Regions from separate parts of the Homo sapiens genome. Here all the other regions are linked to region 1. A link is a contact called in ENCODE Hi-C or POLR2A ChIA-PET data. All regions are on one chromosome and are shown on one strand. The core of a region is the stretch at or near the end of the contact, and the rest is flanking DNA. Distances in the headings are between cores, read along the strand shown.

Region 1 (3,166 bases), core at 324-2,823:
AAAAAAAAAAAAAAAGAAAAGAAAAGAAAAAAAAGATAATGCTGAACGAAAAGGGCTGAAGACAGAACAAGGACACTAAGAGGAAAAAAGCGCGGGCGATCAAGCTGGTAATCTAAGGATGGGAGGGAGGGAATAAAGAGAACAAGTGAGGGACGGATCCTTAAAGAAAACTAGGACAGCCCCCCAGCTGGGCGCCCCCCGAGCAGGCCAAACACGCCAGCAACAACGGGAGTGCTTTCCAATTCTTCGCCCCCGTTTTCTACTTTCACAGATGAATGAAAGTGCACAACTCCAGAGCAGGATGCCTTTCCTGTCTCAATCCCGCCCGCGCTCCGGGAGCGGAGCTCGTGGTTACGATCCCCTTCGCTCACACCTCTTCCCTCACCCACGGTTTGCCACCTCCGGATCAAACAGAAACGGGTTCCTTGGCCGTTAGGAAGTTGTGCATACAAGTCTAGCATCCTTTCTCAGACTTTCTCGGCCCGCCTTTTAGAACGTGAGCGGGTTGGCCCTACAGGGATTTCTCCTCGCCCCCGTCAGTTTATTCCCCACCCCACCCTCCGTTCCCCTTTCTTGGAGTGTGAACCACCTCTCCCTTCTTGGGACGCTTAGGGACCGTTCCATTCACATCTTTTTTGGTACAAACACAGAATGCGGTCTGCACCCGGCGCAGTTTCGTAAGGGGTGTAAAGGTGAGGGCAAGGAACAAGGAATTCCAAAGGCCCCGCACCCTCAGCATCTCCCGCCATTTCCCTGACGAGTTTCCCGGATGTAACCCCTTACCCGAGGCGGTTTAGACACCAGACGGTGGCGGCTCCCTTTGGTGCAGGAGGAGGGAACTCGACTCTGGTCCAGCCTCCGCCGCCCGGAGTTTCCGGCGACTCCAAATTGTGCCCCACCTCCGAGGCCATGGGGGAAAAATAAACTACCCAGTAGATCTCCTTCACTTTGCACTCACCATCAGTTCCAGCTTATCGACCTCCGCCTCCATGTTGAATAGTTGACATTCCGCAGACCGCGGCGGCGCTTAAGCCGCAAGCCGTACTAGCACGGAGGGCCTCCATTGGACAGCTGTCACTCAACATCTCGCACTCATTGGCTCCTCCGTTCCACCGGCTCCCGCCCATTGGAGACTGGGTAACGCCCCTCTGCATGAGACACATTTTCCTGTTGGGCAAAGGCACAAAACGCCGCAGGAGGATTGGCTGCTGTGCAAATTTTTTTTTCCATTGGCTGCCCCCTCCTCTCTACTTTCAATTTTGTAGTTAGGGCTCTGCAGAGAAGAGCTTGAGATTGGTGCAATTGGAAGAAGAGCCAACCAATCACACCAGAGCTTCCACCGACAGCAGAGGGGACGTAACACACCTTCTTTCCCCTCCGGCTTTCCTTCCCCTTCTCTCCCGCCTTCTCCTTATTCATACCAGAAGCGCCTCAGCTCTGATTGGCTGGAGCTCTGTGCTATCTCAGCCAATCACAAGCCGGGCTGTGCTCCTACACCATCCGAAGAGCGAATCGTGCAGAGACCGTGTCTACGATTGGCCTCTCCCTGACAAGGATTTAATTTTGAATTTTTCTTTATGGCGTGGGAGAGGCCACAGCCCGGACTCCATCGACTCCCCCGGCTCTTAGACTAGTAAGTGCAGGAACGATTATTTCTTTGTTATCTGAGCTCGCGTCTTGAGTAGCTGGGCCTGTTGCTGCTTGTGTTTTTATGGTTTAGGGAGGTGGGGACTTTGGCTGGACACGAAGGGGAAATGGAAAGGAGGAAGGGGAGGTTTGGGGCTGGGGAAGAAGTGCTCGGCCTGGCTTCATCTTAACCATACTTCTATTTAATTAACACTTCGCAAGATACGTTTTGGAGCAAAGCATCTGCCTTCCTTTTGAACATTTCTTTACATATTTGCTGCTCAATGCAAGTCCACAGATCAGCGGCATCCGCATCTCTTGTTTGCTTGTTACAAATGCAAATTATCGGACTCCACCCAAATTTACTAAATCAGAATATACATTTTAACAAGATTTCCCTGAGTGATTTCTATGCACATTAAAGTTTAAGTTGGTACATTTCTTGACTGGGAATATTACTATGTTACTCGATATTGTCTGGCATGCTGTTAGAGTGTCAATTTTAAATGCGTGTCCTGTTTACTGAGTGCCTAATACTGTGCGGGATGAGACTTTAGGGAGCTGCAGTCTCTTTGGAAAAACAAGACAGAACAAAAACAGCAATGCTTAAAAAAAAAAAAGCATAAAACATAAAATTTAAAAAAAGCAAGTACCCAGAAATAGTGCTATGGGTGTTCAAGAAGAATCAATTGGACTGCTAATGGAAATTAAGTAATTGAAGGCTATTTGTGGAGGAGCGCAAGAGACTTCCATAAAAATGTGTTTTAGGAAGATGGCAATGAAATGCAACAGTCATTTCCGTTGCTGCTACAGCTTTGAAAGTACCCCAGAACAAAGAACTTTTCTTCTCTTTCTTTCTTTTTTTTTTTTTTCTTTTTTTGTGACGGAGTCTCGCTCTGTCGCCTAGGCTGGAGTACAGTGGCACAATCTCGGCCCACTACAACCTCAGCCTCCTGAGTAGCTGGGAGTACAGGCGCACGCCAGCACGCCCGGCTAATTTTTGTATTTTTAGTAGAGACGGGGTTTCACCCTCTTGGCCAGGATGGTCTCGATTTCCTGACCTCGTGATCCACCAGCCTCAGCCTCCCAAAGTGCTGGGATTACAGGCGTGAGCCACCACGCTCGGCCGCAAAGAACTTTTCATATCATTGGGTGGAGTTTTCACAGAAGCAGCAGCGCCAACTCCTGCAAAAGACTGTAATTCTTACTGTATTATTTATTGCATCTTCCTATTGGAAAATAGCTTTAGACCCATCTTTTAGCCATATGAAGATGTGGTATGATATGAAGAAGTAAAAACCTCCCTAACCAAGAGAATTTGACAATATTAGAATATATTCCTTAACTAAAATAACACTTGCTAGCTAACACTTAGCAGGAATGCTTCTTTTCATTCTTTATTGAATGAAACATTATTTAGCTCCTGCTGTATTCTAGATGCTGGGAAAACAAAGATGAATGAAATTTGTCACACCCTTGAAAAGCTCACAGTCCAGCAGGATGACAAACATACAAGCAAAAATTACAATGAAATGTAATA
Region 2 (3,166 bases), core at 265-2,764, 940 kb before region 1:
GTTTACAGTGAGCTATGATCATACCACTGCACTCCAGCCTGAGCAGAAGAATGAGATTCTGTCTCAAAACAAAACGAAAACAAAAACAAAGAAAACAAATCTAATCTAATACACTCTTGGGTATGCCTTTTTCAGAGACACGTTTCACAACCTGTGAGCCCACACTCTTGCCCAGGAACAGCTCTGAACAGAAAGAGAAACAATAAAAGCAAACAGACTAGTGACCTGACAACAACCACTCTGTCCTCTCCTCCTCATTCTTTTGGTTTCCCAGATAAGGAAAACCACAAGAACACAGTTGATCTATACATGCACATCATATGCAGATTTTGCAAGCAGTCTCCAGTTTAAAAATTGTTTTTAAAAGTGTTTATATGTGTATTTAGGGTTTGGGGCACGTTTTCTCTTTTAAAAATGCCACAAATAGGACGGGCGCGGTGGCTCACGCCTGTAATCCCAGCACTTTGGGAGGCCAAGGCGGGCGGATCACGAGGTCAGGAGATCGAGACAATCCTGGCTAACACGGTGAAACCCCGCCTCTACTGAAAATACAAAAAATTAGCCGGGCGTGGTGGCGGGCGCCTGTAGTCCCAGCTACTCGGGAGGCTGAGGCAGGAGAATCGCGTGAACCCGGGAGGCGGAGCTTGCAGTGAGCGGAGATAGCGACACTGCACTTCAGCCTGGGGGAAAGAGCAAGACTCCGTCTCAAAAAAAAAAAAAAAAAAAAAAAAAAAAAAAAAGCCACAAATAGAATGTAGGTTGCCGGGCAACTCTATAACATATCAGAAGTATAGTATTTGTTATCTCACTACATTTGGCCACAATTCTGATTAGTATCATAATTAGTATTAGATGGCACATCACCACCGTAACACCCACTGGCAGTTGGCTGAGGCCTAAAAGTGGCCAAGTCTATGAGGTCCTTCCCGAGCTCGGCAGCAGGCTGATAATGAAGAAAGTTGCTTGATGTGATTCTTTGCAGGTGGACTCTGTCAAGAAAAGCCCAAAATATTCGTTACCAGACACGCAACCAGGAGATGAACACAAAGCAAGGATGGGGGAAACAAAACAGAGGAGGTAGGGTTGCCAAGGTGTGCTGGGTGCAGACAACGGAGAGGAGGTGGGTGGGTGCGCCGTCCTATGGGGAAGAATGAAGGGGAGAGGGTGTACTGGGGGCACAGGGCTTTGAGAAACTGGGAGCAACAAAGACGTGAATGGACTTGGGTAGGTCTGTAAGGGGTTCTTAGAGGCTGTGAGTGGATGGGGGTACGGATAGTGAAAGAAGTGGGGAGCCCGGAGAAGTGGTCGGGATTGTAAGCAGAAAGTGGGGACCTCAGAACACCGAGCTCAGGTTGGAATGATCTAAGGACACAAAAGCATGGGGCCTCGGGGCTGGGGCGGTGCGACTACCGGAGGCGCAAGTTGCGCACGGGGTCCCGGGAGCGATACACTGCCTCCCCGGTGTCAGTGCTCCAGACGGTCTCCGCCATGACAGCTGCGACGCGCCGCGACTGCGCCGGAAAGCGCGCCGCTCTGTTTTCCTGGCAACGGAGACGCTGGATCGGGAGGCGACGGAGGTGCTGCGCGCGCAACCCGCCGTTCCCGTCACGGCGCCACGGTCGCAGTTGGCCACACAGTGCAAGTGCAGCCCAAGCCGAACGCCCAAGAGGGCTCCGGGGTCCTACCGATCACCGCTTACCATGTATGCGATAAAAGCTCACCGAAAGCGGGACCTCGTGCGCTGTGCAAATGAGGAAACTGGCACAGCCATCAGCCCACTTCATATAGACAGATAGATGCAGAAATGATGACGGGGACCAGGTGGCCTGAGTCTTCGCCCTCTACCTTTTCCACCATGCCACACTGCCTTCCACCCAACGCGTGAAAACTTTGGCCTGAAAATCGGGTGATGTGACTGTAAGAAATGCACCCATTATTCCCAAAGGAGTCAGGGAAGGTGATGGCCCTTAGCCAGACAAGAAAATATATTCTTGGAAGACAAAAAAAGTGTCAGAAGATTTATTAGTCTTTGTGTTGATATTCACTGAGCAAAGAAAGAAAAAACAAGGAAGTCAACAGTAAGGAAGGAAACGATGTTATTATTGAACTGATTCTTACCTTGTGTATGTTAGTTTTGGATCATTAAGCCACTTTGTTACTGCACTGGCTTCCTGAAAAGCCAAAAAAGTGACATTCACAAGTCATGCTTCGTTGTACTAGCAAAGGAAGGACATGCTGTAACCTCACGTCTGGCGTCCCGGCACTTTGGGAATGTCAACATTTATCAGCCTTGTTCACATCTAGTCCTCCTCCAACAAAGTAAGCAATTGTCCCCTGAACTCGGGAATCTCATGCCAGTTTGATGATTTGGCATTGGAAGCTCTGGGTGCCATAGCCACTAGTTGTGTAACACCGACTCACCATAAATAGCACCATTTATTTAGGATCTAGTGCAGCTTGAGCACTTTTGTTTGCATTGTCCCAAATCCTTGTAGAAGCCTCTCAAAAAGGTACTTTTATTCACTTTAAAAATGAAGTTCGTGAAGGCCAGGGTTTAAAGGACTTGCTAGCTTGCAAGTGGTAAAAGTACTGGGATTCTAGCCCAAGTTCTTCTGTCTTTTGAAGCCTAACCACCTTCCAGTTTGCCTCACAGCCTCTCACCTACCAATTTATTCCATAAACGCACACATTTCCAACCTGGGAAATAATAATTTTTTTTTTTTTTTTTTTGAGACGGAGTCTCGCTCTGTCGCCCAGGCTGGAGTGCAGTGGCGGGATCTCGGCTCACTGCAAGCTCCGCCTCCCGGGTTCACGCCATTCTCCTGCCTCAGCCTCCCAAGTAGCCGGGACTACAGGCGCCCGCCACTACGCCCGGCTAATTTTTTGTATTTTTAGTAGAGACGGGGTTTCACCGTTTTAGCCGGGATGGTCTCGATCTCCTGACCTCGTGATCCGCCCGCCTCGGCCTCCCAAAGTGCTGGGATTACAGGCGTGAGCCACCGCGCCCGGCCGGAAATAATTTTAACATAAAACAAAAGGCACCTTTCTAGCTCCTAAGAAATTGTCTCTCCAATGTTTCCTTTTAAAATTGTGAGTAGGCAATCTGTGCCACATGCACAACAGCTGATAAAGTGGAGCCTGATTCTAGTTTAATTTTATAACCAAA
Region 3 (3,166 bases), core at 227-2,726, 920 kb after region 1:
TACACAAATACAGCAAAAGTCCCCGACTACTGCCTTAATCTCACTCTGCTTCCTAATGACATACACTATTATTCTGTAGTCAATTCTTTCAGACCTTTTACTTTGCATATATAAACACACATATTTTAAAATCCCTCCTCCAGCTTCATACTGATCTCATTCTGTATGAATTGTCCTGCAACTTGCTTCAACCATTTACCAATACGTATTGAAGACTTTTCCAAAGCAGATTTTAAAGTTTATGAACAATTTTTTTTCCTCCTAAAGAAAAGATCATTCTGGCATTGGAGGAATGACTGGCTTGGAGAGGAGCTAGACAGGAGGCAGGAGATCAGTCAGAGGGGATCAGCGAACAGTCCAGGCATAAGTCGCCTTGCCTGAGGTCTAAGGCACTCGCTATGGGAATAGACAGGAGGGGATGAACTGAGAAATATATATGAGACACATTCTGAAATACCTGAGTTGGTCAGGATCTGGGATGAAGGAGGGAAGAACCAGTGTTTGTGTCTGGTGTGACTTGGTGGATGATGCATGTGTGTTGGAAGGTGGGATGGACTGGGGACGGGAATGCGTGTTTGGAGCTAATGAATTTCATCTTTAGGAACTGTCTAGTTTGAGATGCCTGTGCAAGCAGGCAACTTGCACCACTTCCCTCTTTCCTACGTAGGGCCAGAAGGCCATGGTGTCAACAGTTCAGAGAATTCATTAATTTAAGGCCTGATGTGTGTAAGATTACTCAGAAAGACGGCAGAGGGGAGGAGCTAGTGTGTAGGAACAGAAAACATAGGGGCTTTGTGGCAGAGTTTTGTATACTGTATTTTTACGAGCTTCAGTATTTTCATTAGCAAACAAGCCCTAATACTACGCAAGTTCTAAGATTCCCACGTGGTCCGTGTACCATGTACGCAATAAACAGTAGTAATGCATTTTGTCAACCAAGTGTTCTGGGTGCACAGAGAGGGAGTGAAGGAGGGTGCGGGCGGATGGAAAGTTGGTATCAGAGAGGAAACCCGAGGCATTATCAGAGCAGGAGTCGTCAAGTTGGGTTTTGAATGACTCGAGCGTGCCAAGCACTGCAGGGTCTTCCAAATGGAGAACTAAGAATGTGCCAAGGTTGGAGGGGGCACGCCATCCTGAAACTAAATCATCAGGCGCGAGAGTGGGAAGATCAGGGAAAGGCAGGCAGAGGCCACCAGCTGGGTTCCCGGAGGGGTGGGGCCGGGGCCGGGGCCAGCAGGGCGCGCCGCCTACCTCCGGGGCCACGCCACTGCCCTCGCTGTAGTTCTCGGAGATGAGCTGATCGAAGAGCAGGTGGATCTCGGTGCGGGCGGAGCTGCTGTCATCCGGGCGCAGGGCGCAGAGCCTGGCAGACAAGAGGCGAAACCCATTGCCTCGCTCAGGGATTGCTTCCCGCGGTGCCTCCCGCGGCTGCACGGAAGGCCACGAACCGACAACTTGCACAGCAGCCATCTTTTCTACGGGCGGGGGGGGTGGGTGGGGTGATCCCAGGGAAATACTTCCGGGACATCCTCCCGTTCCGCGCGCTCTAGTTCCGAAAGTACCTTTTTTAGACCGGACTGGGGCTCAGAGGGGTTTCCATGACTACGGGACTCCTCCGACCGGTACCCTGCAGATGCTTGTCAGAAATTGGCTTGGAGGCCGGGCTCGGTGGCTGACGCCTGTAATCCCAGCACTTTGGGAGGCCGAGGCGGGCGGATCACGAGGTCAGAAGATCGAGACCATCCTAGCTAACACGGTGAAACCCCGTCTCTACTAAAAATACAAAAAAAAAAAAAAAAAAAAAATTAGCCGGGAGTGGTGGCGGGCGCCTGTTGTCCCAGCTACTCGGGAGGCTGAGGCAGGAGAATGGCGTGAACCCGGGAGGCAGGGCTTGCAATGAGCCAAGATCGCGCCACTGCACTCCAGCCTGGGCGACAGAGCGAGACTCCGTCTCAGAAAAAAAAAAAAAGAAAGAAATTGGCTTGGAGATTTTTCGCCGGCCACTCCTTCTTGAGCCCTGACTGAAAAGTGAGTTCTCAATTTGTGCTTCCAGAAAGTTTGTCCTCCCAGAGTTTGTTCCTGGACAGGGCTGAAGGTACTCTGTTCCGTACTAGAGTTTCAGATTCGGGCTGGAGTTGGAGAGGGTATGCTGTGGATGGCAGTAGCAGAAACCGCTAGTTCTAAGGCACCCTTCTACTCTTCTAAAATCTTTCCCCAGGCACAAAACCACCCGGAATAAAGGCTACGTTCCCTAGCATTCCTTGCAGTTGGCTGTGGCTCTGTGATTGCAATCTGGTCAGTGGAATATAAGGCAGCTTTCCCTACTTAAGTGACAGCTGGCTGTACTCTTGGTTCCTTTTTCTCCCTTTTTCCCAGTGTGAATCCTCTCATGGATCATGAGGCACCTCGCCCCACTAGAAGAGTAATTTTGGAGTTTAACTGAATCATGTAAAATATAATCTGCCTAAGAGTGACCGGGTTGAAATGAGACACCCCAAGATTTTCTGAAACCTTGAAGTCAAGAAGCTGGAGAATAAAATGGCCATTTAAAAATCTGTGATCACTTTTCAGTCATCCAGGAAGTGAAGGCTTGACTTTCACAGTTGGGCAGATTGGGAAAACCATCTCTAGGGCCTTTGAGTTATGCAAATATAAAGCAAATCCTCACCCTTGGCCCTTAGGGAAAACCTTGAAGTCACCTGAATGTATGTTTTATCCTGAGAACAAAACATTTCTGTTCAGCAGTGAAAATTGGGGGTATGCTTTAGCAGAGGTAGTTTTCTGAAGACTTTGGGCTTGGGGAGAAATGTTAATTTTTTTGTTTGGATTTAGATTCCGTTGTGCTGGTATATTATTTCTTATTCCTAGTCTGTGTACATATGTGCGTTATATATGTGCATGTGTGTGTGTGTATTCGTGTAAAGAAATGTATTCAAGCATTTGTTCAGAGAAGATCAGGAGCTGAAACCTAGTCGTTGGATATTTTAATCTGGGTTCCCTGATAGCAGAGCCTCAGATGAGGTTGATAGGTGAGGGATTTATCCAGAAATGAACAGGGAAGGAAGGAGAATTAATACCAATATGTGCTATTGAGTTGGCCATTGCAAGGGGTGACTGATTGTTCAGTCCTCAGGAGTTTCTGAGAAGCCTTGTGAAGCTCTCAAAA
Region 4 (3,166 bases), core at 228-2,727, 830 kb before region 1:
CACAGAGAGGGACGGGGCAGCAGCAGGGCCAGATCTAGACAGACAGGCAAAGAGGGTCAGAAGGACAGACAAATGACGAAAGAAATGGAGCCCCTCAGATTTCTGCTCGATGAAGAGAGGACAGATAGCCACAGAGATGGACCCACAGACAGGCCAAGAGAGGACAGGTGGGCATTGGGGATGCATACCTCGCCTCACCTCCTGGCCAGGCTGGAGGACATGGTGAGAGACCCCCACCTTGCAGACCCCAGCCCTCCACAGATCCCTTACCTTCAGGAAAGCCTCCACTTCCTCATCCTCTGGCCTCTGGCAGGCGGGTCCAGAGCTGGATGCTTGCTGGCCCAGGCTGGGCAGACAAGCCTCTGCTCCTTCAGGGTCAGTTCCCCCCACGGGCCTGGAGCTCCCGTCTCCTTTGGGCTTGGAACTCTCCTCAGACCTCAGTTCTTGAAGCTGCAGAGCTGCCGGAGGAGTATCAGCGATGCTTGGGGCTGCACTGCTAGGTTCACCCCCTCGACCTGGAGTCCAGCTATGCCAGGTGGGCAGTGCCCATGGCTCCATGGCTCCAGGGTCCCCAGGCCGTGGGAGGGTTGTCAGTTGCTCCATGGTACTGCCAAGGGGCCCCAGAACCCGGGCCGGGGGACATCACCCAGCCAGGTGGGGGGACTGGCGAGGGTCATGCCAGGCCAGCCCCTCTCCCCTCTGAGCTCTTGCTTCACCGACGCTCCATCCAAGGTTGGCTGAGCTCTTCCCCACCCACAAAGGAGGCTGCAGAAGGCGCCAGGGCTGCTGGAGCTGGAGCCAGGGGTATGTGAGCTATGTTTGCTGGTAGCTGTGTGTGTGCGCGAGTATGTGGAGGAGCGAGGGTGTCCCTGTGGGGGTAGGGAGGATGTGCAGAGGCCACCGACAGCTGCGCCTGGGTGAGGGTGCGTGTGTGTGTCTCCAGGTCTGTCCGTGCAGGTCAATGCTGTCTCATGTGTTGGGAAGATGGGTGCCCCCACTTCTGTGTGTTGAGGGGGGTGGTGCTGTGTGTCACTGTCTGCCCATTTCAGAGTTGCCAGTTGTTTGTGTGTGTGTGTGTGGGTGTCTGTATTGCAGGGCTGTGGCAGTATGTGATGCTGTCCCTGGTTGTATCTGAGTGTGTCAGTGTCGTGCAGCTGTGTGCATCGGTGTCGTTGTGTGTCTGTCAGTGTCTGTGGGTCTGGCCGTCTGTCGCAACCCCTCAGCCCGGCCAGAGGCTTCAGGAGCTGCTGGGGGTGATCCCCAGTGGTCCGCTGTGGTCCTTTATCTCCGGCTCTGCTCTCTGCTGCTGCTCTTTCGCTTGCTGGGTGGCTGGGCTGGTCCTAAGGAGGCCTGGGTCGATGGGCTGCTTGCCTCATAGTCTCAGCCCCTGCTGGCCTCTGCTCTGGGGACTGCAGGGGTCCCTTACAGTCCAGGAGCCTCGAGATGGTGGGCTCCGAGGAGGGCTGAGCCTCAGAATTGGGTGGGGGGGTGAGCCGGGAAGAGCCAGCCCTCCCCTCCTCCTCCTCCTCCTCCCCTCCCACCCACCAATAGGAAGTCGGCTGCTGGTTTCCATGGTGATGGCGCTGGACTGGTGGGCTGAACCGGCTGACAGGGTCGGGGACAGAAGGAAGAGCAGGTTTCTCACGGCATGTCAGCCCAGGGCTCCCACATGTGGCCTCCCACCCTCATCTTCACACATTCTCACACCTTCCGGAGTACAGAGGCGAGTGGGGTGCAGATGGTCCTCCCTACATCGGGTGAGACTGATAGAGACAGAACGGGGGAGGGTATGACAGAGATCCAGCCACAGAGAAGGGCAGAACTAGAAAAGATGGGACTTGAGATGAAACAAAGAGAGAGACAGAAACCAAGAGAAAGAAACCGGGAAGACAAGCAAAGAGACAGGTAGAAATAGACGGAGAATTCCTTCTGCTTCCTCCTGGCAGATTGCACTTGGGGGGCAACCTGGCTGTCCCAGGCCACCAGGGAAGCCCACATGGCCTGTTGGGTTGGCTTTGTCCCGAATTGCCTGGAAGTTCATCTTCTGTCTAGCCTTAGATCTTGTTGCTAAATAATTTGGGGGACAAGGACGTGAGAATCCCCTCAGCCAGGAGTCAGTCTATATGCAGTGGCAGGGGTCTAGACAGAGTCCCCAGAGCCAGGGGTGTTGGGAGAAGCCCCGAGAGGCAGCCCCTCTCCACTCTGAACCCGGGACTCATTAGGCAAGCCAGTTTCAGCCAAGGTCGGGGGCCCTCGTGTGGCACCCCCACAGAATAGCAGCGGTGATACTGAACCCTAGAGCCCCTGACTGTGGGCTCCACCCAGGCAAGAGCCAATGGAACTGGAGGTAGGGGGTGCATGGGGAGGAGTGGACATCTTCACTTCCCTAAAGCAGTGTGTAGGTCAACACGCACGCCACTGCATGATGTGTTGCTGTTTAGGTCAGAGTATATATGCATGCCATTATGCGCATGCGTGTGTATAGTATGCATCTATAGAATAGACATTATCTATTTCTGTATATGTGAAGGGGCCATTGTGTGTATATATGTGTGTGCTATTATGTGTCTATGAGTCACATAATAAAACGTAACAAAAACACATTGGGTGTATCTGTATGTATGTTTCTGTGTCATTGCATCTATGTTTGTTTGCCACTGTGTCTATGTGTGTGCTGTTATGTGCATGGGAGGCTATCATTGCATGAGTTTATAAATTACAACACATCATGATATATATAGATATGGATGCTACTATATGGCACAATGTAGTAATTGATTACACAATATATGACATGCTCATATCGTCATGTAAATATGCATAATGACATGGTTTGATTTATATATATATATCACCATGTATCTATGTATTCTATATTTATCATGATATATGAACATGTCTCTATCTATGTATGTGTATGGAGCCACCGTGTTTATTATGCAAATGTCACTGTATGTGTGTGCTCTTCTATGTGTAAGACACGCCCTATGTTTCTATCATTGCATGTGTGTACTACTGAATATGTATGTGCCCTGGGTGTGTGTAATCCCTGTGTGTGTCATGCCAGTCATGTCACATGTGTCTGTGTGTGTGTTACTGGCACACTGAATGGGGCCTCTGTGTGTAAATGCATTTGCATCTCAGTGTGTGCTTTGTATATGAGTGT
Region 5 (3,166 bases), core at 335-2,834, 810 kb after region 1:
CACTGAGGGGTTGAGGCATCCTCACTGCTTCCAGTTCCTGGAGGACTGTGCAGTTGGCTACGATTGGCTTGCATGGCCCTTAAATACTTTTTCTCTGACCCAGATGTCTTTGCTTCAGGCCTCTGTCTCCTAAAAAATCAAATAAAAGATATTCTAAGTAAACAGGCAGTTAAATACCAGCAGTATATTCCTCACTGGGTATCCTTTATTCACTAAAGGAGTAGCAAATAATCACAACAGATGAATTTTCAGGTTATTTATCACTGGACTCCTCCCTTCTCCCTTAATGCCAAGGCTCTGCTGCCCTACACAAATGATCTTTTAGGGAACATTTGCACCAAAAAAAAAAAAGTTGAGCTGCAAATGCTTCCAGTTCTCTAATGGCAGAAGGCATCCGCAAAACAGTCATGAAGTATGGGTACCCAGCAGATGTTAATGAGCACCAGTCCTCACTGGGTACTCTGGTACATTTACTTTTCCCAAATGGTGCAGTTTCATCTCTGATGTAGATTCTACATCAAAGAAGTTTCATAAGGAAGAGTGAGCCAGTATTTTTTAATGGTTGGAAATGTTAGGAAAAAAAACAACATTAAATCTTAATGCCTTATTATCATCATAGGTAACTAATAATAAACACTGCACTTAGGTGACCTACAAATTAGATTTTCTGCTCAAGCAGCTTTCCCAAAGCTCATAAAGTTTCCAATAATTAATGGTGCCACCAATAATATTACCTCCCCGCGCAAAAGAATGTTACCTAAATACATTTAAAGCATAGATACTTTGGAGAGTCACCACGTAATTGCTAGGTAACTCTTTAGTCTGAATAAGCAGTTACACAGTCCGCCCAATAAAATGCCACCGTCGGTGGTGTGTGTATTACGGAGGGAGGGGTGTGAGGAAAGAGGACTCTAGCAGAGAAAGATCTCTCTAATAAATGATCCAGTGTGGACCTCCTAGAAACAGAAGAACAGAGTCGGAATCCCAGCTGACAAAACGCAGAGGCTATCCCACACTGCCGTGCTTTTCCCGTTTGTCTAGGAGGAGGCTAGAGTTAACGTCAGGGAATGTTCTGTGTCATTCTATTTCACTCCCAGGACTGAACAGTGGTGCAGTCACCGTGTCTGGCGGTTTGGGTTTCAGTGCTTTTCACTAAAGGCTTTCACCGAGGCCCCGACGCCACGGGTGTTATTTCGTCAAAACTGAAGAGCGACGTTGGACAGCAGGCTTTCAGTGTCTTTTCTATAAATAACATAGAACCCTCCCACTTTCCTTCATGCACAGACAAGAAAGAGGAGAAAAAAGGGAAGAAAATTCAACACAACTCTTCCGGAATCTCCGAGGGCAGAGTTCTCCACCCACGTCCGAGCCTCGAGTGCCTATTCTCCCCAGAGCCCCCTGCGCCGCGGCCCCTCGCCGCCTCCTCCTCTGCCCGCTTCCCCCAGGCCTAACCTCTCATGACCAGAAGCGGACGGAGGTGTCGGGAGCGACAGCAAGAACAGCGGCATACACCGCCTCCAGCCCTTCAGTCGGGGCCATCAACCGCAAACCCCGCAAGCTCTTCTCTCAGCCCGGCGGCAACGGCGGCGGCGCGCGCGCTCCCCGGACGTTCTCACGCGCGCGCGCGCGCCCTGCCCCGGCTCCACCTCCTAGCCCCGCCCCCGCACCGCGCCGAGTGGAGAGCTCACGGCTGCCGGGGTGTTTTGGCAGCGAGAACAAGCGAGCTGCGCCTGAGAACGGCCTTCAGGCCTGGCGCTAAATAATAAGTCGTTGTTATGTGTTATGTATTTATGTGGCATCCACCACACGCCTCCGAGATCCTGGGCGTTTTGAGGTTAAAAATGTTCAGGCTTGGAGAACCTACCCCTGGAGGAGTGTTAGGGTTTCCGGGCTCGGATGTCCGCGAGCTTGACGCCTGACCTAGTTGTGTCTGTCTGGGCGGTGACGTTTGGTCTGAGCTGACCTTTCCTCACAATCGTGAATTTGGGCTGTGAGGATCAGGCCTTGTCAGAACCCGAGATGAGAGGAGAGAGGTGCGGAGAGTCTGCGTGGGGTGGAAGTAGAAGTTAGAGTTGAAAAACCTGTCTTGCGTGGGGTATAGAGGACCCTACTGCCCTCAAAATAATTATGTTAATCTAAAACTGTTCTAAAATTAAAAGGTTATTAAGAAAACGAAGTTTAGGTCGGGCGCAGTGGCTCACACCTGTAATCCCAGTATTTTGGGAGGCCGAGGCGGGCGGGTCACTTGAGCTCAGGAGGTAGAGACCAGCCTGGCCAACATGGTGAAACCCGTCTCTATTAAAACTACAAAAATTAGCCGGGGGCGTTGGCTCACACTTGTAATCCCCGCTACAGATACTCGGGAAGCTGAGGCATACGAGAATCACTTGAACCCGGGAGGTGGAGTTTGTAGTGAGCCAAGATCGTGCCACTGCACTCCAGCCTGGGCAACAGAGTGAGTGAGACTCGGTCTCAAAAAATAAATAAATAAAATAAATTCTGTTAATCTAAAACTGTTCTAAAATTAAAAGGTCATTAAGAAAACGAAGCTGAGGAGGGGAGTGGTAGCTCACACCTGTAATCCCAGCACTTTGGGAGGCCAAGGCGGGTGGATCACAAGGTCAAGAGATCGTGGCCACATCCTGGCCAATATGGTGAAACCCCGTCTCTACTAAAAATACAAAAATTAGCCGGGTGTGGTGGTGCGTGCCTGTAATCTCAGCTACTCGGGAAGCTGAGGCAGGAGAATCGCTTGAACCCGGGAGGCGGAGGTTGCAGTGAGCCGGGATTAGCCACTGCACTCCAGCCTGGCAACAGAGCGACACTCCGTCTAAAAAAAAAAAGGTTTAGGCCTGGCGTGGTGGCTCACCCCTGTAATCCCAGCGCTTTGGAAGGCCGAGGCGGGAGGATCACTTGAGGTCAGGAGTTTGAGACCAGCCTGGCCAACATGGCGAAACCCTGTCTCTACTAAAAATACAAAAATCACCCGGGCTTGGTGGCGGGCGCCTGTAATCCCAGCTACTCGGGAGGCTGAGGCAGGAGAATCCCTTGAACCCAGGTGGCGGAGGTTGCAGTGAGCTGAAATCGTGCCACTGCACTCCAGCCTGGGCGGCAGAAGGAGACCCCCACCTCAAAAAAAAACACATTGGCTTTCTTTTTTTGTTGG
Region 6 (3,166 bases), core at 335-2,834, 800 kb before region 1:
CCTGAGGTCAGGAGTTTGAGACCAGCCTGGCCAACATGGTGAAACCCCGTCTCTACTAAAGATATAAAAATTAGCTGGGAGTGGTGGTGGGTGCCTGTAATCCCAGCTACTCAAGAGGCTGAGGCAGGAGAATTGCTTGAACCCAGGAGGCAGAGGTTGCAGTGAGCCGAGACTGCACCATTGCACTCCAGCATGAGTGGCAAGGGCGAAAAGTCTGTCCAAAAAAAAAAAAAAAAAAAAAGCAACAGCTTTTGGGCAATGATCTACCATTACTACACCTCCCTTCCCTTCATTTTCAAAAAAAATTTTCATGCATTTAACAAACATTATTAAGATTACATTCTTTCTTCTCATGTTAAGTCTTTGAAATCTGGGGTATATTTTATACTTAAAAGCATGTCTTAATTTGGACTAGACACATTTCAAGTGCTCAGTAGCTACACGTGGATAGTGGTCACTGTATTAGATGCATAGCACTAGTATGTCCCAAAATAACTGTTGAGGCTGGACACAGTGGCTTACACCTATAATCCCAGCACTCTGGGAGGTTGAAGTCAGAGGATCATTCCACGCTGCAGTGAGCTATGATCATGCCACTGCACTCCAGCCTGAGCCACAGAGCAAAACCCTGATTCAAAAAAAAAAAAAAAAAAAAAAACCCACACAAAATAACCCCCAAAAACGAATGGCTGGGCCCAACTAGGATTAACACTTGCCCTGCATTTACTTCTCTGGGTGCAGGTTGGGTAATGCAGAAGTGAATGATGGAAACTGAAGCGGCTTACCCATCAAAGGAAGAGCTAGTGCAGTCATATACCATCTCTCGGTTACCCTTCATTTGTAGATATGCATCACAATTGTCACAACCATCATATTCAAACTGGTCTATAGTCTGGGAGTGAAAGAAAAATAAAGGAAAAGGAGAGATAAGCATGAACAAGACCAAGAGAAAAAGTAGCTTTCTCAATACTTCGACCTGCTCAATTTCTTGTTTCCCTATGTTGACTGTGTATCCTAAGGTTCCCCACCTACTACTCTCAAAGCTTCATTCCTAAGTCCCACCCTCCCACTCCTTCCTCTCTCGTTCCCAATTCCGTTTTATCTATTCCTTTCTCTAGTCTACTCAGGGTCAGGCATCCTTTCCGACTACTCACTCAGCAGCGGATCCCCACCCGCCTCTGACTCCCAGTGTCTTTCGGCTCCAACGTAAGTTCACCGAACGTCTAAGAGCTGAGGATTCAAAGGCATGTAAGACCGCCCCTGCCCTCAGCTGCAAGACCTGTCCGCGATCCTACGAGGTAAACGATGGCCTCCTTCGGCTTCTCACTCCCCCTGCCACCTCTGAGTTCTGAGACTTAACTTTTCTCTTTACTGTCCCACAGCCCCATTCCGCCCTCTTTCCCCGACCTTGGTCCCCCATGGGCCCTACAACCAGGTCCCCGACTGACACCTTGACCAGCGAACACAGCAAACAGGCCCGCAGATGCCGCAGGTCCTTCGGCACCGTCTCCAGGGCCATCTTCGCCGATGGGAAGAACAACAGGGAGATAGACGACCACAGCCTGTGCACCCGCAGGAAGTAAATAGCTCGTTACCCAGAATGCCCACCACTTCCGGCGCTTAGACTTCCTCTTCCGGTGTGGGCGGACGCCAGCTCCGCCCCTACCCCCGCCAGAGGAGATGGTTTCTCCCGCCAGCAGGCGGGGAGGCTGGGCGGCCGGCCGCCACCTGGGCCGGAGCGCGTCGCAGCCACCTGAGCCCGCCGAGGGCGCGGCGGAGGCTGTGTGGGGTAGTCAGCGGGCCCCCGGGGCGGGGGGGCGGCTGCGCTTGCGCGGGAGTGTGTCGGGCTGAGCCGCAGCGCCGAGACGCGGGCTGTTTGATCTGGGCTGGTGGCCCTGGGCGTCGGTCCTGTTCCCCGATGGTAACCCGAAGTTTGTTTTTTTTTGTTTTGTCTCCCCGTTTTAGAAGCATTGGGGGCAGTGAATCCACTGTCTCCCTCTGGATTGTCTCTGCAGAGACCGAGAAGAAATCCAGGGACAGCCCCACCCCTCCTTCCTAACTGCGAGAGCGCTATAGGGTTTCCACTTGCTTCCCACAGGAATGCTGGCCTGGGAGCTACGGCGGAAAAAAATGCGTATTTATCTTTTAAAACTCCGTCTGTTTGCTCGTTCCGGCTGATAATTTATACTTTGCGCAGTTCTTAGCGCTTAGACACGGTTCCTTTACTAAAGACCATTTGTAGGAGATTAGGTGTCCTTTTTTTCCCTTTCATTTCACCGTCTAGGAAGCGAAATGCCTTGTTCTATAGGCACTAAACCACCACCCCTACCAAACCTTTCTCGGGGAAGCAGAAGGGGAACTTGTGCCTTGTGAGGAAGCGACAAAGGCCCCTTCTGGCCCTGGAGACTTCACGCCAATGGAGCACCAGCTCTCTGTCCTCGCAATAGCCCGAGTGCAGGCAGAACGCAGTCATTTGTGTTTATCTGAGAGGAGCTTTGGGATATAAATAGTTTCAGGCCCCGCTGCGCTGTCATTCCAGCCCAGCCTCCTGATTGAGCTGCTTCCGGGCGGGCTTTCTTCTTGTTGGCGGTCCCATGCTGTGTTCAGATGGGCTCTGTGACAGGTTTGGATGTTTTCTATCACTGAATAAAACTTTCCACTTTGGAACATATTTTCTACACTCTATTATCTCATGTAAGTCCTGCAACAACTATTAAGTAGGCCCATTTTATGGACTGAAAAAGCGAGGCACAGAGTATTTGCCCAAGGTCTGAGTCACTGAAGTATGATAATGTGTGAAGTGAACAGTATAATAATAATGACTGAAGCACAGTAAGAATCCAGTCATGCTTTCTCCTTCCCTGATCTCACTAAGCCACACTTTTAGGGGCTTACAAACCAGTTCTTATTGCCAAGCCCTCTACTCTACCCTATCCTTTCATGAATCGGAGCCTAGCCTCTGATAACATAAATAATTTACTTCTCTTGATGTAGAAAGAGATGACGTTGTTACCCTGAGTGACAGTCACGACAGAACAAAACCACAAGACCAGACCACATTTGTGGATAAATATATTAGCAAATAAATATATTTCTTAACATAGTGCCTGATTCAAGCGTCTGTCTGGTTCAGATATAAATACCCATGTGGGTACCTAGGTGCTAG
Region 7 (3,166 bases), core at 450-2,949, 740 kb before region 1:
ACTAGTAAAGATCTCACCACTTCTCTTTGGAATTTCCAACTTTGCTTGTGATTGAATGTCACTTCGTGAATTTGTATTATGTCAGATCACTTGGCATTGCTCTTCCATATGCATCAAGTTGCCAGGCACTAAACCCAATGTTCATGAACAAAACAAGGCAAAGTAAACAGCTAAGGCCATGCATCAAAGGTGAGCGTGAAGAACTCCAGCTCAGAAAAGGAAGGGATGGCCCTTTTTAAGCCATAATATGTGTTAATGGTAAATGACTAAATACCACAAGGAGATTTTTTTTTTAATGGAGGAGAAGAGGGAACAATAATAAAAATTTCAGGCCACACGTTGATGTCCAAAGATGCTACAATATGTATTTAGAAAAGTTTCCACATTAAACTGTATTTCAGTGTGGCCAGGTTTCTAGGCCCACTGCATTTACATACTTTTCATGAACTTAGACATACCATAATTTTTTGTGTTTTACCAAAATTTGCCTATAAATTAGGTGCTAATTTATGTATCTTCACACATTACAGGATAATCCTGAGCATCACAACCTTTTCCAACTTTCATAATTAGAGTATTTGAAAAGGTTAGCTTTCCAATTATTTTTCCCAGTTAAAATTCATATTTCCATCTCCATTTTCTTTTCTCTCTTAAGGATTCTTGATTTTATTCTCCAGCTCGGAAATGCCGAGCACTTTGATTTCCCATGAGATGCTTTTGGAAACTACTTTAATATCCAGATTTTATGATCTGTAATTTTCTAGGTTCATAAGAAAAACAAAGGACTATTCCTCACATGTATCCAAATTCCCTGAGGGGGTAGGGAATAAAAGGTAGGGGGAGCAGGGAGGCGATTAACCACAGGCTCTAGGTAGAATACCCTGAAAAAATACAAATAATCTTGAGTAGAATAGATCTGTGCTATTTCTAGGCACTATGAAAATTTGCGTCTTTGTACAAACACAGAATAAGATTTTTAAAATGTGCACCCTTAAGTAAATATAAATACACCTCACCCACAAAGCCCTCTGTGTTCCAAGGTCAAGTTTAAAAATATTATAAAGTCTTCAGAATAAGTGCTGAAAAGCCAAGCAATTGAACATGAACCTGTTATATGGATTCTTTTCTTTTGCTGAGGCAGAGGGAGGGGGGAAAAAGGAATTTCAAAAGAAATCTGCAAACCTGTTGCGCTGTCGGGCCCACTGGAATCCACGGGGGTGAAACAAATTCAATTATGCTTTTACAGATCCTGCTCAAAAAAGGTTTCAACTGCTTAACCAAGTACAGCTCATTCTTCCACCTTCTTACTCTGCAACCAAACCAAGTGCCCCATACTACAGGTAGGTGCCGAGAAATTCCGCAGCCTGAAAAAATAATCCATGCAGGTCAAAGGCAGAAATTTACTCCGGGATGAGAGATGCTGTCCCCTAGAACTAAATTAAACACTTACAGAAAATCCAAAATCATTTCTGAAACCTCCTTGCTAACAAAAGTTCTTTTTTTCTCCAAACAGCATATAAAATGATCAAGTCTTGAAAGAGAAAAGAAGCAAAGTAGCAAATACATCAACAATTCACTATCAGAAACACATAAAATCCCAGAGAGAGAGAAGGCAGTATCTCTGAATCATGGATGGACTTGGAAAGTTCGGAAGGATTCCGAGTGCTTCCTTTCAGAAAGACAATTCTGGATCAACTCCCTAGAGCAGGAAGCCTGTGGTTTGTAATTGGTGTTCTAGCTCTGACTCCCTCCCCTGGGACTGCAATCACGCTCTCTACCTGCTGACAAAGTGAGGGTGGAGCTGCTAGAGGCAACCACTCCCCACCCTGCCCCCCTCCTCCTGGTGCTCACACACAACACTTACTTAACCAGACCCGTTCTTTCGCTCTCCCCCCTCCCTCAGCTCCTCTACTCCCTCTACTGAGCCACAGCTAAACTGCATCCAATTCGATCCCGAGTACCTTTCTCTGGGTAAGCAAGCTACCACATGCAAATCAGGGCCACTCAAAGATATCTAAGCAGACTCTGCACCCAACAGAGCATAGATGATGGTATGAGGAAATAAACAGAAAAAAATAAAGGTAATCCGGAAGATAAAAGAATGGACACAAGGTTTTGCAAATATAAGTTCAAAAGGATTTCTGCTCATTCCAAGTTTGAGTGTCTATAAATGGCAGAAAGCCAGAATAAAGTGATCCTGTGTTTTAGTACTTACTGATTTATTGCTGCTTATGTCTGCTACCCTGGGAAGGGCTCTGTCCATTTTATGCTTAGCTTTTCTTCAGCTCTTACTAATTTAAATTCAGTAGCTCTGTCTAAACTGTGCCTATATGGAACTTTCAAATCAGGTTGATGTCAGATGTCTGGAATCCAACTGTTATTTTCTTTTCAATCTTTGGGAGGTGAAATAATACTATGGATCAGACCTATGCCTTCAATGTAAGACTCCAAATAAGTCCATGTCATAAATACAAGCCAAAGGGTAAAATATGATTAATGAGAAGAACATAGGCAAAAAGAAAATGAATTTCTGGCTAATTACCACATTCATGAACTATAATCCTTATTACTACCCTGCCATTAGAAATAATACAACAGTTTCTAATACATTTATAACATTTGAAGTTTCAAATTACCAGATTATATTTGACTGTGGTGAGACATTTTATTTCTGAACCGCTGCCATAAACTTTCAAAATTATACAAATGAACAACAATGTGGATATAGTTAAATCTAGTGAACTGTACACTTAAAAATGGTTATGATAGTAAATTTTATGTGTTTCTTACCTCATGTAAAAACGAATCTCTGATCATCTGTAAAATGCTGATGATAATAATTACGATAGGTCTGTTGTAAAGATTAAATGACATAATGCCTCTGAAAGCAAAAAGGATGAGTAGCCTATTGACCTTCAACATTGTTTCCCCTGTAGATAAGGTTTATGACAGTAGTTTCAGAATTTCAGATCTAATAACTAACCTAGATCAAAGACAAATTCGAAAATAAATTTTTTGTTTATTTTTGTTGTTTGAGACAGGGTCTTGTGTTACCCACGCTGGAGCACAGTTGTGCCATCATGGCTCACTGCAGCCTTGACCTTCATGGCCTCCCACCTCAGCCTCCAGAGTAGCTGGGATCACAGGTGCGTCCCACCACACCCTG

The links. A loop is a pair of places that touch in the nucleus more often than their neighbours do. ChIA-PET counts read pairs that join two places held with the same protein, here RNA polymerase II (POLR2A). Pooled maps may share reads with other maps.
Region 2: a map of naive thymus-derived CD4-positive, alpha-beta T cell shows a loop between it and region 1 (19-fold over the local background). The contact joins the promoter of MKS1 here to the promoter of PRR11 in region 1. A Hi-C loop is called at or near these places in 2 of 168 maps with a recorded cell type or tissue (CD4-positive, alpha-beta memory T cell and naive thymus-derived CD4-positive, alpha-beta T cell) and 9 of 50 pooled maps. POLR2A ChIA-PET finds 5 or more read pairs at or near these places in 1 of 52 experiments (GM12878).
Region 3: a loop to region 1 is called in a map with no recorded cell type, with 13 times the contacts of the local background. The contact joins the promoter of HEATR6 here to the promoter of PRR11 in region 1. A Hi-C loop is called at or near these places in 1 of 37 single-sample maps with no recorded cell type and 8 of 50 pooled maps. POLR2A ChIA-PET finds 5 or more read pairs at or near these places in 2 of 52 experiments (activated CD4-positive, alpha-beta memory T cell and activated T-cell).
Region 4: a map of OCI-LY7 shows a loop between it and region 1 (4-fold over the local background). The contact joins the promoter of TSPOAP1 here to the promoter of PRR11 in region 1. A Hi-C loop is called at or near these places in 2 of 168 maps with a recorded cell type or tissue (OCI-LY7 and naive thymus-derived CD4-positive, alpha-beta T cell), 8 of 37 single-sample maps with no recorded cell type and 11 of 50 pooled maps. POLR2A ChIA-PET finds 5 or more read pairs at or near these places in 5 of 52 experiments (WTC11, activated CD4-positive, alpha-beta T cell, activated CD4-positive, alpha-beta memory T cell and 2 more).
Region 5: a loop to region 1 is called in a map of naive thymus-derived CD4-positive, alpha-beta T cell, with 11 times the contacts of the local background. The contact joins the promoter of RNFT1 here to the promoter of PRR11 in region 1. A Hi-C loop is called at or near these places in 1 of 168 maps with a recorded cell type or tissue (naive thymus-derived CD4-positive, alpha-beta T cell) and 8 of 50 pooled maps. POLR2A ChIA-PET finds 5 or more read pairs at or near these places in 2 of 52 experiments (CD4-positive, alpha-beta T cell and activated CD4-positive, alpha-beta T cell).
Region 6: a map of Panc1 shows a loop between it and region 1 (23-fold over the local background). The contact joins the promoter of SUPT4H1 here to the promoter of PRR11 in region 1. A Hi-C loop is called at or near these places in 2 of 168 maps with a recorded cell type or tissue (CD8-positive, alpha-beta T cell and Panc1) and 15 of 50 pooled maps. POLR2A ChIA-PET finds 5 or more read pairs at or near these places in 4 of 52 experiments (AG04450, Panc1, activated CD4-positive, alpha-beta T cell and 1 more).
Region 7: a pooled map shows a loop between it and region 1 (9-fold over the local background). The contact joins the promoter of RNF43 here to the promoter of PRR11 in region 1. A Hi-C loop is called at or near these places in 7 of 50 pooled maps. POLR2A ChIA-PET finds 5 or more read pairs at or near these places in 2 of 52 experiments (PC-3 and endothelial cell of umbilical vein).

What each region holds. Positions count from the first base shown.
Region 1 is chr17:59,154,173-59,157,338 of GRCh38, forward strand. PRR11 (proline rich 11) reads left to right here and starts at 1,574. Exons shown (of 10, transcript NM_018304.4): 1 at 1,574-1,633. It overlaps SKA2 (spindle and kinetochore associated complex subunit 2), which reads right to left and starts at 1,014. Exons shown (of 4, transcript NM_182620.4): 1 at 959-1,014. The coding sequence starts at 991. RefSeq lists enhancers at 802-1,041, 1,702-1,751.
Region 2 is chr17:58,217,741-58,220,906 of GRCh38, forward strand. MKS1 (MKS transition zone complex subunit 1) reads right to left here and starts at 1,515. Exons shown (of 18, transcript NM_017777.4): 1 at 1,411-1,515; 2 at 880-989. The coding sequence starts at 1,490. LOC105371841 (a long non-coding RNA gene) reads left to right here and starts at 1,574. Exons shown (of 2, transcript XR_934884.4): 1 at 1,574-2,319. RefSeq lists an enhancer at 1,343-1,622.
Region 3 is chr17:60,077,445-60,080,610 of GRCh38, forward strand. HEATR6 (HEAT repeat containing 6) reads right to left here and starts at 1,477. Exons shown (of 20, transcript NM_022070.5): 1 at 1,252-1,477. The coding sequence starts at 1,470. HEATR6-DT (HEATR6 divergent transcript) reads left to right here and starts at 1,865. Exons shown (of 2, transcript NR_135648.1): 1 at 1,865-2,028. RefSeq lists a silencer at 1,134-1,263.
Region 4 is chr17:58,327,318-58,330,483 of GRCh38, forward strand. It overlaps TSPOAP1 (TSPO associated protein 1), which reads right to left and starts at 1,478. Exons shown (of 32, transcript NM_004758.4): 1 at 271-1,478. The coding sequence starts at 603. TSPOAP1-AS1 (TSPOAP1, SUPT4H1 and RNF43 antisense RNA 1) reads left to right here. Exons shown (of 5, transcript NR_038410.1): 2 at 733-804. RefSeq lists enhancers at 321-480, 1,351-1,420, 1,951-2,120, 2,221-2,300 and a silencer at 531-640.
Region 5 is chr17:59,963,156-59,966,321 of GRCh38, forward strand. RNFT1 (ring finger protein, transmembrane 1) reads right to left here and starts at 1,585. Exons shown (of 9, transcript NM_016125.4): 1 at 1,453-1,585; 2 at 1-129. The coding sequence starts at 1,508. RNFT1-DT (RNFT1 divergent transcript) reads left to right here and starts at 1,941. Exons shown (of 4, transcript NR_110815.1): 1 at 1,941-2,033. It also overlaps the pseudogene TBC1D3P1-DHX40P1. RefSeq lists a silencer at 1,526-1,655 and an enhancer at 1,686-1,955.
Region 6 is chr17:58,350,617-58,353,782 of GRCh38, forward strand. It overlaps SUPT4H1 (SPT4 homolog, DSIF elongation factor subunit), which reads right to left and starts at 1,585. Exons shown (of 5, transcript NM_003168.3): 1 at 1,451-1,585; 2 at 786-892. The coding sequence starts at 1,519. It overlaps TSPOAP1-AS1 (TSPOAP1, SUPT4H1 and RNF43 antisense RNA 1), which reads left to right. Exons shown (of 5, transcript NR_038410.1): 4 at 1,128-1,298; 5 at 1,383-3,111. RNF43 (ring finger protein 43) reads right to left here. Exons shown (of 10, transcript NM_017763.6): 10 at 3,060-3,166. RefSeq lists silencers at 1,159-1,268, 1,549-1,978 and an enhancer at 2,366-2,901.
Region 7 is chr17:58,415,835-58,419,000 of GRCh38, forward strand. It overlaps RNF43 (ring finger protein 43), which reads right to left and starts at 1,700. Exons shown (of 10, transcript NM_017763.6): 1 at 1,183-1,700; 2 at 1-128.